Regions from separate parts of the Homo sapiens genome. Here region 1 is linked to region 2. A link is a loop called in an ENCODE intact Hi-C map of the cell type or tissue named here. Cell type or tissue: Calu3. All regions are shown on one strand. Links, peaks and the distances in the headings refer to the core of each region. The heading gives the core; the rest is flanking DNA.

Region 1 (5,391 bases), core at 183-5,182, 63 kb before region 2:
TTGTAAGATAGTGTATTAATAGTTTATGGTTCTGAAAGATACTTGGAAGACCTGATTTTGAACTCTTAGAGAATGCTCCTAAGACACCCAGAGTTCTGGGCCCATGGCTGGATGAGGGAAGGGATAAGGATAGAGGCAGGAGAATTTGGGGGCTATCAAATGCTTCTAAATAGGAGAATGGAACTAACGTGAACTATAAAAGTCAGTGCTAAAATTAAAGAGTGAAATCTTGAGACACCTGGCGGTTTTTAGTAATAGGTAATTTTTTTCTATTTGGATATATATTACGGCCCTATATTTAGTCTCCAAAGGCTCTTTGGTAAAAGGAGAATAAAAAAAATAAAATAAAACTCCATAAGTTAATGTACTTAATTTGGGGAAAACCTAAATTTAGCACAATTAATGTTCTTTTAAAATTATTTAGGAGTTTCTTTTTAACATCTATAAAACTGAAGTATGCCATTGTCCAATTAAAACCTTAATGAACGTACTCACAAATCTGCATCTCAGTTTTTCATATATTTTCATTTTACTATTTCAGCTATTGAAAGAAATGGAATGAGAGATGGGCTCATTAATCATATCATTCTGTGGGTCTCTCTCCAGATCTGGTCTGTATGAAATGAATTGGTATTCGAAACATTTTCTAAATAACCAGCCTTCCATCTGCAGAACTCCCACAGTCTTATCTAATCAGAGTGCATTTTCTTTTGTGATAATGAAGTAGGCTTACGTTGTCAGTGAAAACGACTCCTAGTTTCCACATCTGATACTTCACATCAATGGAGTTCAGTCTGCAATGACAAAAAAAAAAAATGCGTAGTTATGCACATTAACCAAAGACTCATAGGCTTGCGAGAGCCTGACGGCCTTCACATTCAATGGGACAAGACTTGGACACCTTCTTGGGAAACGAGTTCTATCCCAGATGCCAAGGGAGGAGCTGAGAGCCAACTCTGACACTGTATCCTAGAGTTTCATGATGTGTTCTTAGAGGATCTTGGAAAACAAAACATCATCACCTTCGTCTTATGTTATTTAAAAATAGTCCTTTCTTTTTCACCTTTCCCTTTCCTACATTCAGTATTAACATTTTTTTTTTTTTTTTGAGACAGAGTTGCACTCATTCACCCAGACTAGAATGCAATGGTGCAATCTTGGCTCACTGCAATCTCTGCCTCCCCGGTTCAAGCGATTCTCGTGCCTCAGCCTCCCGAGTAGCTGGGATTACAGGCATGTGCTACCGCTCCCAGCGAATTTTTTTTTTTTTTTTTTTTTTTTTGTAGAGATGGGGTTTCATCATGTTGGCCAGGCTGGTCTTGAACTCCTGATCTCAGGGGATCTGTCCGCTTTGGCCTCCCGAAGTGCTGGGATTACATGCATGCACCATTGTGCCCAGCTACATATAACATTTATTCCTTGAAACTGTACTAAATTGGCCAACATATGTACACATCAAACATTTCCTCACTTTCATATGCACTTGCAATTGCATTCCAACAGAATAACTTTTGATTCAAATAATAAAAGCTAGCATAAATATACACATTTATTTTACAACTACCTTATTTTATAAATGAAAGAGCTTTTAAATTGTTTTGTTTTTACTTCATTTCCAGAAAATTCACCTTCTCTGTTTCCTTTTACATCCAGGCAGGAATTTAGCCCTTCCCCTCAGTTCTCATAGCATTTTGTAGACAATTCCTTTTATTATTATTTTCCACATTGTCTTACAGTTGTGGGTGCTGGTATATGCATGTAGGTGGTTATATGCCTCTCTCACTTGTCTGTGAACTCCCCAGCTCACACACTGAATGTCTAAATACATATATGTTGAATGGATAAATACTAAAGTAAATATTTGTGATCTTTGCAGATTACAAACACGTATATTAAAATATATGTGTTAATTTTCATTTTTTCAGAACTTGCCACTGATTTATAGGCTAGAAATTGTAACTTTCCCAGCCTTTCCAATATTCCAGCTCTAAGTAATTGATATGAAATAATGCAATATAACATAATGGCAATATTATTTTCTAAAGGGTTTCTCTAGATTTAATGTTTTAGTCTTTATTGACTTCTTTAATCATTTCTTTTAATTAAGCGAATCTTTCTTAAATTATAAATGCTAAGTAGTTGCAAATCGAAGGTGACTTTTTAGGAGATTTTTTTCACTAAGGGTTAAGGCTCATTTAACTTACTCCAGGATTAAAAACAATTTTTTTTTCCTTAAATAAAGTTATCTTTGAACTATAATTAATTTTATTATCACAGGAGCCTTTAAAAAAAGTGCCACAAATATTTACAACAGGTTTCAATATAAGAATTTTTTTTCTTAAATGAAAAAAGGAAGAGTTGGGGGAAAAAATGTAGTAGTTTGCATGGGAGCATAATTATTTTACATTAAAGCAATCTAAAACAGAATAATGGTTTATATCAGGATGTATGAATTTCCTATGGTGGTTTCTTATTTATTTTATTTTAAAAGTTATTCTTATGAGTTATTTTCCATCTCTAGCATACATTAGTGTGACAATATACCATCAGTATCACACAGCACTCATTTCTCACCCGTAGGTGGCAGCCATGCTGTTTGTTTCGGTGAGGCTGACCCCACCTCTGGGGGAGGGCCATGGCTGAGCTAAGCCAATCAGAACACGGCCTTCCTGGTTGGGGGGCGGGGGGACTCCAAAGCTCCAGTCAAGGGTAAACTATAACCAGGAAGGTGAGTTTTGGAGATGTTTTGAGACATGAGCTCCTTTCCTCCCCAGTGAGGACGCAAATGAAGACACCTGCAGCCTTCCAGACTGCTTGCAGCTATTCCACCCCCAGGAATGGAGCTGGCCACTTATTTAAAGGTGCACATACCAAGCCTTATGTGTTTGATAAATAAATATATAAATCATTTTGTATTTGAATGTTCCCATTAAGATAGCGTTCATATAGAAATCGGATAATCTTTTAAAACCTGACCTTCCTAAATGCTTTAGTAAAGAGACATTATATGTAAATCTTTTTCCTAGTTGTACATTATTTACCAGAACTTTATTCTTCTAATTTTATTCTCCATATGTCAAGGTGTTAAATGCCATATGAACTTCTTGGTACTTTGCTAGGGGTCAAACTTACTTACAAACAGTTACTATGTATAATGGTAGAAAACTATGCCAATTTAAAACTATTTCTTCATAGTAGAAAAACAGTCTAAACTTCCCTTCTATTTTTTCAGACTTTTTTTTAGAGTCACAAATATGACCACAGAAAATGCATAACTCAGTAAAACTATTTAATTCTATATTGCTTGTTAAGGATCTGAAAATGTTTGTGGGATGCTCAGCCTCACACCCTAGTTCTTGTTTCATGATATTCTAACATAAGGAACACAGATCCTAAGGATTGCCCATCGGTGTTTCATTTTACAGGCAGCGGCACAACGTTTAAATATACATTTGTTTTCCTAGAGTACTCAAGTAATATTTTGGAACTTAATTCATATTTGCTGATCCAAGTTGTTTTCAGTAAGTTCAAAAACAAGTTCACCTTAATAAGTTTTCAGATAGATAAAAACAATATGACCAATGAGATAGGCCAGCTAAACTATCTTTTTAATGCTAGCTAACAGATTAAGAAAATAATACTGCTTCACAGAACCAGAAATATGTTTTCAAAGTAACCATCACATCCCTACTCATGTTAAGAGAAAGTATTATGTTTCTTCCAAAATCATTAAGTGACTACAATAAGCAATTACGTTTTTAAAAGCATGTTTTACTTTTATTCCAGAGATTCAGTTGATCAAATTTGCTAAATGGATGTATGTATATATCTGTACACTCACACTATATGTGTGTGTGTGTGTGTGTGTGTGTGACATTTAAATTCAGGTGCATTCAACTCAACTGGTTTAGAAACATATTATTCCATGAAAGCAGTATATAAAGAGTGTTTCATTTTGAAGTAAACTTTACAAGTAATGGTATGATGGTATATTATTTCTGACGCACTAAGCCTTTGCTGTTCAAAACAATACAATACTTATAGTAAAGTAATATGAGTTCCTCTGAACATTTTAAATACAAGGGCTACATAGTTCCCTTTTCCAAAACATAAGAAAATTAACGTTTTTTCAAACAGGAATTACCAGAAAACAGCCATATATTGAGTTTTTGCATGTGTTTTACTTAGATTTAAGGATCATTTAAAGACAGAAAAGGCAAATTAAGTAAAAAACATAGTCTTTCTGTTCTCTTATAAATATTAAAAGGTACCTCCAAAAATTAATAGAAAAAAAATCCAATAATTCCAGAGTTCCAAATACCAAGAAGTGTAAAAGTAGACTTTATATACTTTCTGTTTTCCTCATCTATCTATTCTTCTGACATTGAAGGAAAGGAAATCAATGCACAAGTTTAAAAATGTATTAATGTTTTCCCCTTTCAATCTAAGTCTGTAGGATAGAGCCGAAGTAACACTTACACAGCTGATAAGGAGCTGTCTTTCTTTGGCTTCTTCTTTTCTCTGGCATCACTGAAGTCCAGAGCTGCCTTGTCCATGCCAAGTAATTCACTGATTCTGTCTCGGCCGTAGAACTCTCCATATTTATCCATAACCTTGGGGTATGAGAAAAAGCATTTTGTTGGCTTCAACCATTAAGTAACATCATCTATATGTGTGTATAAAACATCTAATTATTTTTATACTTACTGTATATTTGCCCTAACAATCACTTAAAATCTAGTGTGTGGCTCACCTTCTGTGATCACACTGCTTAAGGTCTAAACAAATTCACAGCATCTTACATAATACCTATCTGAGGAACAAGATTTCTCTCTCATTCAAGAGAGGGAGTCATACCAAAGAAGATGATGAGCTGAAATAAAAGCATAAGAAATGGAGGGAAATGGAATGAGAACGACCTTTACTAAATTAATACTTTGTGCCAGAAATTATGCTTCATTCCATGTGACTGTCACAATATGTAGGTTTCACGTTATTGATATTCTGCAGATAAAGAAACTGTACCTTAGAAAACTTCATGTAATGTGCCTAAGTTTGCTAAACTCAGCAAGAGATGGGTCCAGGAAGCAACCAGGCCATGCCTGACTCCCCAGCCAATGATCTTCTGCATAGACCTCTGCATGCCAATAGGGGGCACATCACAGGGGTGGCATCCTTCCATGGTCTCAATTTCAACCCTTCAACTCTCTGGCCACAATGCCCATCTTTCTAACCCACTCCCCTGAGTATCCTGACCCCAGCAATTCTTCAGTAAAACACCAGGACCTGCAACCTTGTCACCATCCTCATTTTAATTAGCATCTAGTATAGATTCCATGTCTATCAATCATTAGAATAATTCTTAACAATCCCCTTCAGCTTCCTTGCTTA
Region 2 (5,391 bases), core at 74-5,073:
GCATTTTATACTTTTAACCAAGAAAGAATGGAACACTAGGCATAACGATGTGTATCTTAAATATTTTAAAAAGTTAATAAGAGAAGGAGGAGAACTAGGAGGAAAGAGTTCCCTTAGCTGGAAACTCAAAACAGCAGCAACATTGTTGAGTGTTTAATTTGTGATATCATTGCAGATATCTTCCTCCATACTGTTACCTTATTCAAATTGGTAAAACCACCGTTGGGGTGAAGCAGCTTCAAATAGTCCAAGAGGGATGACAGCTGGTAAAGAGACATTCTAAGGAATCGAGCAGGGTAGGCATGATGCAGACAAAAAGGGGTGGCAACAGCAAACCGATGGGATGCACTGAAGTTCTCCATAGGATTTTTTAAAGAGGAAGTATATATGATAGGAGTAGGGGAATAGAGTTTAGAATGAAGTGTGGCTTGAAAGATACAAAGATGTAAAATGATTTTTCAAATTATCACCAAAGTATGGTCAACAAGGAGCAGTAAGCACATGATTTAGAGCAGATGCTGTACTCATCATAATAGAGAGGACGTGCAGAACCACTCATCAGCTCTTTTGTTTCAGAAAGAAGTGATGTTTGTAATACAGAAAAGTACCTAGCCAAGAGAAATGAAAATCATGACTCCAGCAAAATACCATTTCATACCCATTTGGTTGACAAAAGTCAGTAACTCATATATCAAATATTGGAGGGGGTGTGGATCACCAGAATCTCTCTTAACCATTGTTGTTAAGAATGTCCATTGATGCAGTAACTTTGGAAAACAGTATGACATTTGTTCCTTTATTTGAAAATGGGTACACCCTGTAGCTCTTGTAAGATAGGTGAAATGGATAAGAATAGGCATTCAATCCCTGTTCACATTAGCAAAAACACAGAGGTGATACAAAAGTCTATCAACGAAAAAGGTAAATGGATAAGCTCTGGTATATCTGCCCAAAGGGAAATAACACAACAATAAAAAAAAATGAACTCCAACAGCACAAAAAAGTATGGAGGAATCTTAGAAAACACTATTAATTCAATAAGTAGAGCCCAAAATATTACACACAGCCTACTGCCCTTTTAAAAGTCAGTAACAACTTAAATTATATATATATGAAAATTTATCTATCTATATATAAATAAATGAAAACTACATGAAAAGAAAAGCAAGGGCATCTTGAGCACAAGGTTTAGAATGATGGTTTCTTTGTGTGGGGAGACAGGGTATAGGTTAATGAGAAGCCCATAGGATAACACGTAAATTCTCTAGGTTGTTTCTTGTCAGAAGTGGGTTTATGGGTAGTTACTACATTATTAGAAATGACTAAGTAACTTTAAAAGTAGACACTAGTGGACTAACAGTGACTGTGTATCATGAATTCAGAGTTATCATTAACCCAACTCTGTGTTCCTAAGTTTAAAAAACAATTAAAACTGAAAAACAAAAACCTAAGTAAGATATAAATGATGCCTTCCAAGGGACCTGCAGTGGTGGAGGAAGACACATACAACAGTCTCTTAAAGTGAGTTCAAGTCTCAAGTATCAAGACTCAAAGCAAAAGTAACATCCGTGGATGCAGAATGACTGTTGGTAAACCGAGAAACCATGAAGGCCAAGTGAAAGTTCCAGACAACTGGGATGCTAATTTTTAAAATGAGGAAAGACAGCTTCCAAAAACTACCCGCTAGGAAGTTCGATATTAATAATCAACAATAGTCTAAAATGGGTTATCAAGCAAATCACTGAGGAATACTCATCCATCTTTGGCAGTTTTACCAAAGTTAGAATTCGAGTTTAAGCAATCACAGTAACATCTTGATTTCTTTAAGAATCTCATGAAAGGAGATGAGAAATATGAGTTTTATAAAAGTATGTTTAGATGGATTGAAAACAAAGTAGGTTAACCAGTCTGGGAAAGGGTATAAAAATTTCAGCTGCACACTACCAACTGAGATAAACAGAGAAATCAATCACACTTAAGTTTGTGGTTAACACAAATGGAAAGAGATAACAGTGTATGACAGAATCAAATGTTAGAAAGATTTCAGCCTGGGGCAATGGTCTGACTTGAATTATAGAAATGATGACATATACTTAATTAAAAAATTAAAAGTCAACAGTATAATACAGGATAGCTGACATGACCTGGCTGAAAATTTAATGCATTCTTGCCATTGATGGCAAATGTATAAGATCCTAAGGCAGTGCAAGTGAGGGTACAGTTCCCATACACACTACGCAGGTGAGGTCGTAACTGGAATACCGTGTTTGATTAACTTCTGGGTGGCACATATGAATATACTGGAGAATGTGCCGAGTGTAACAAACTGCGTGGTGCAAGCTGGACATCCCTGAGTTACATTAAACAATAAAATGAATATGATTATTTAATTATGAAGGGGAAAATTTGAGATAAAGCATCAACAAGGTAGCCCTCCTCAAATATTTGACCATCTATCAAAAGAAACTAGATTTAGCTTTAGGATCCAACAAAATCAATATGGAGGCAAATTCAGTTTCACTCACAAGGAAGAACTCTAACAATCAGAAACAACCTATTCTTAAATCAAGAGCTTCTACCTATTCTCAAACCAGGAGCTTCTACCTGTTCAGCCCACTTCGATTCTTCAGCTGCAGAGAACACCCAGGCTGGGGGCTGCTCTACAATCTCTTTCTCACCTCCCTCTTTCTTCATTTCCTTACAAGCCACCTCCTAGCAACATACAAACCTGCTTTGATCTACTGTTCTCAACAAGAGTCTGGCAGAAATCTTCACCCTTGATGAATCTAACTTCCTGGCTTCTCAGAATTTGCATTTGGTTCTGAGAATTGCTAGTTGTCCTCACACAGCCAGGGGGAGCATTACTGCTACAAATTCGTAGACAACAGCCTAAAATAAACCAGGCTTCCTTCACAGTCCGTGAGTCCTATTTTAATTTCTAGCCCATGTGCCATGCCAATTGCCACGATGTCTCTTTCAGTGCTTCTCTCTCTCCTCCAGCCTTCCTTTGCTTCTCTCTCTCCTCTAGCCTTCCTTTATAGACTTCATCAAACACTTAGGTGTCAGCAGGTGACTGTCCTTTTGTCTTCAGAGAGAGAGCGAGCAAATAACCTTAAAAGGAAACATTTCCAACCTCCCATTATCCTGGCAGCCTTCCCTTCTTCCCTTTGTATCTTTTATCCTTTTATCTTTTTTTTTTTTTTTTGAAACGGACTCTCACTCCATCGCCCAGCCTGGAGTGCAGTGGTGCAATCACGGCTCACTGCAACTTTCCGCCTCCCAGATTCAAGCAATTCTCCTGCCTCAGCCTCCTGAGGAGCTGGGATTACAGGTGTGCACCACCGTGCCTGGCTAATTTTTGTATTTTTAGCAGAGACGGGGTTTCACCATGTTGGCCAGGCTGCTCTCAAACTCCTGATCTCAAATGATCCATCCGCCTCGGCCTCCCAAAGTGCTGAGATTATAGGTGTGAGCCACCGTGCCCAGCCCTATCCTTTTATCTTTTAACCCAGTGTTTATTAAACTATGTGTTTCAGCTCATCAATCAGACATAAAAACAATTTGGTGATTCATGATAAAATAAAAACAACTCTGTTTAAATAGAATGGAAAAGTTCAGACTACATTGCTCATAGGAAGAGTAAAATTTTGTGAAACTTTTCTTTCATGGCATATATTTTTATGTTACTTTAAACATACAGTTTTATGTTTCTATAAATATACAGTTGGCCCTCCATTGGTTCTGAATCCATGGAGTCAACCAACTGTGGATAGAAAATATTTGGAGAAAGTAAAATGGGTGATTGTGTCTGTACTGAACATGTACAGATATTTTTCTTATCATTATTCCATAACAATATGATAGAGTTGAACAACTATTTACTTGGCATTTACATTGTATTAGGTATTATAAGTAATCTAGAGATGATCTAAGTATACAGGAGGATGTGTGTAGGTTACATGCAAATACTATGCCATTAGTCAGGGATTTGAGCATTCTTGGATTTTGATATCCCACTGGGGGTCCTGGGACCAATCCCCCATGAATACTGAGAGATGACTGTACCGGGTAAATGTATTTCTTGCTGTAGGTTAGAGTTTAAAATAAATTAGAAAGCCATGGCTTTTCCCTTATGTCCTGTAACCTGTCTTCTCCAGCAGGTCTCATGGACTCCAGACCTCACTTCACAAATGATTCCCTTTCCTATTCTGTTGGCTCCTTCTCACCAGAATATATGTGTGCTTAGATGGCTCTCTCTTTAAAAACAAGCAAACAAATGGCAAACAAACAAAAATAATCCCCTTCAACCTCACAATTCCATCTAGATATTTGTTACCTTATATCTTTCTGTTCCCTCTCAATCTTTGCAATGAAGAAACAACTATACTATTTCTGTTCACATCTGAATCACTACTTACTTTCTCACACTACAGCATGTCCCCACTCCATGGCCCCTCTCCACAAACCGCAGAAGCTGTTCTTACTCTGCTTATGTGATATACATGAAATAAATCTGGAGATTTTCAATCCCTACCTTGCTCAATCTCACAGCAGAACATGATTTTGGTGACCACACAATAAGTCCTATAGCTTCTAGCTCCTATGTTAGCTCACACTTAAGGTTCTCTCCAACTTTTTTATGAGCTCCTTTCCTTCTAACCATCTTTTAATGTTCTGTGTCCTTACAGGCTAGGTCCTAGGCCTCCTCCTCTCCTCATGCTGTCATCTCTTCCTGGGTAAGATCATCTACTCCTACGGCTTCTAATGCTGATAAATTCCAAGTCTATATTTATAAGCCTTACCTGAGATACTGAATGTCAGACATGAATGTCTAATTGCATGTTTGACACCTCCACTTAGATGTCTCACAGGCATCTTTAACGCATCCACAATTTACTTTGCCTTCTTCTCTCTTCACCCCAGGCCTGTAATTATTCTGGTGCAGCCATCTCAGTACATGGTACCCAAGTGAGAAGCCTTAGCAAAACCTTCACTCCACTTTTATCCTCAATTTATCCACTTGTCAAGAGGAGTAAATGACATAAACACTCAGTAAATACTAAGCTGTACTATTTTTGCATGGCCAACTCATGGTTCAACAGCCAAAGACTTCCTTAAGCAGACCTCACTACTATGCCATGGGACCTGTTCCCAATACTCCTAAGAGTTTCTTGACATGGTTTGGCTCTGTATCCCCACCAAAATCTTATATCGAATTGTAATCCCCAAGTGTCAAGGGAGGGACAAGGTGGGAGGTGATTGGATCATGGGGACGGTTTCCCTCATGCTGTTCTCACGATAGTGAGTGAGTTCTCACAAGATATGATGGTTTAACAGTGTTTGACAGCCCCCCACTCCATTCTCTCTCTCTCTTGCCGCCATGTAAGATGT

The links. Peaks named below come from ENCODE experiments on the same cell type or tissue, not always from the same donor. Only the 100,000 strongest peaks of a DNase experiment are listed, where the experiment ranks them.
Region 1: a loop joins it to region 2, with 2.5 times the contacts of the local background. A loop is called at or near these places in 1 of 110 quality-filtered maps.

The regions. Positions count from the first base shown.
Region 1 is chr1:237,797,259-237,802,649 of GRCh38, reverse strand. It overlaps RYR2 (ryanodine receptor 2), which reads right to left. Exons shown (of 105, transcript NM_001035.3): 97 at 4,480-4,613; 98 at 734-794. Among named protein-coding and RNA genes, the nearest start is that of ZP4, 91 kb to the left of the region's middle. In Calu3, for the core only: a CTCF peak has its summit at 2,592 (motif pointing right); a DNase peak (open chromatin) is centred at 2,619.
Region 2 is chr1:237,734,276-237,739,666 of GRCh38, reverse strand. All of the region lies in intron 79 of RYR2 (ryanodine receptor 2), which reads right to left. Among named protein-coding and RNA genes, the nearest start is that of ZP4, 150 kb to the left of the region's middle. In Calu3, for the core only: no CTCF peak of the experiment used is centred there; a DNase peak (open chromatin) is centred at 2,886.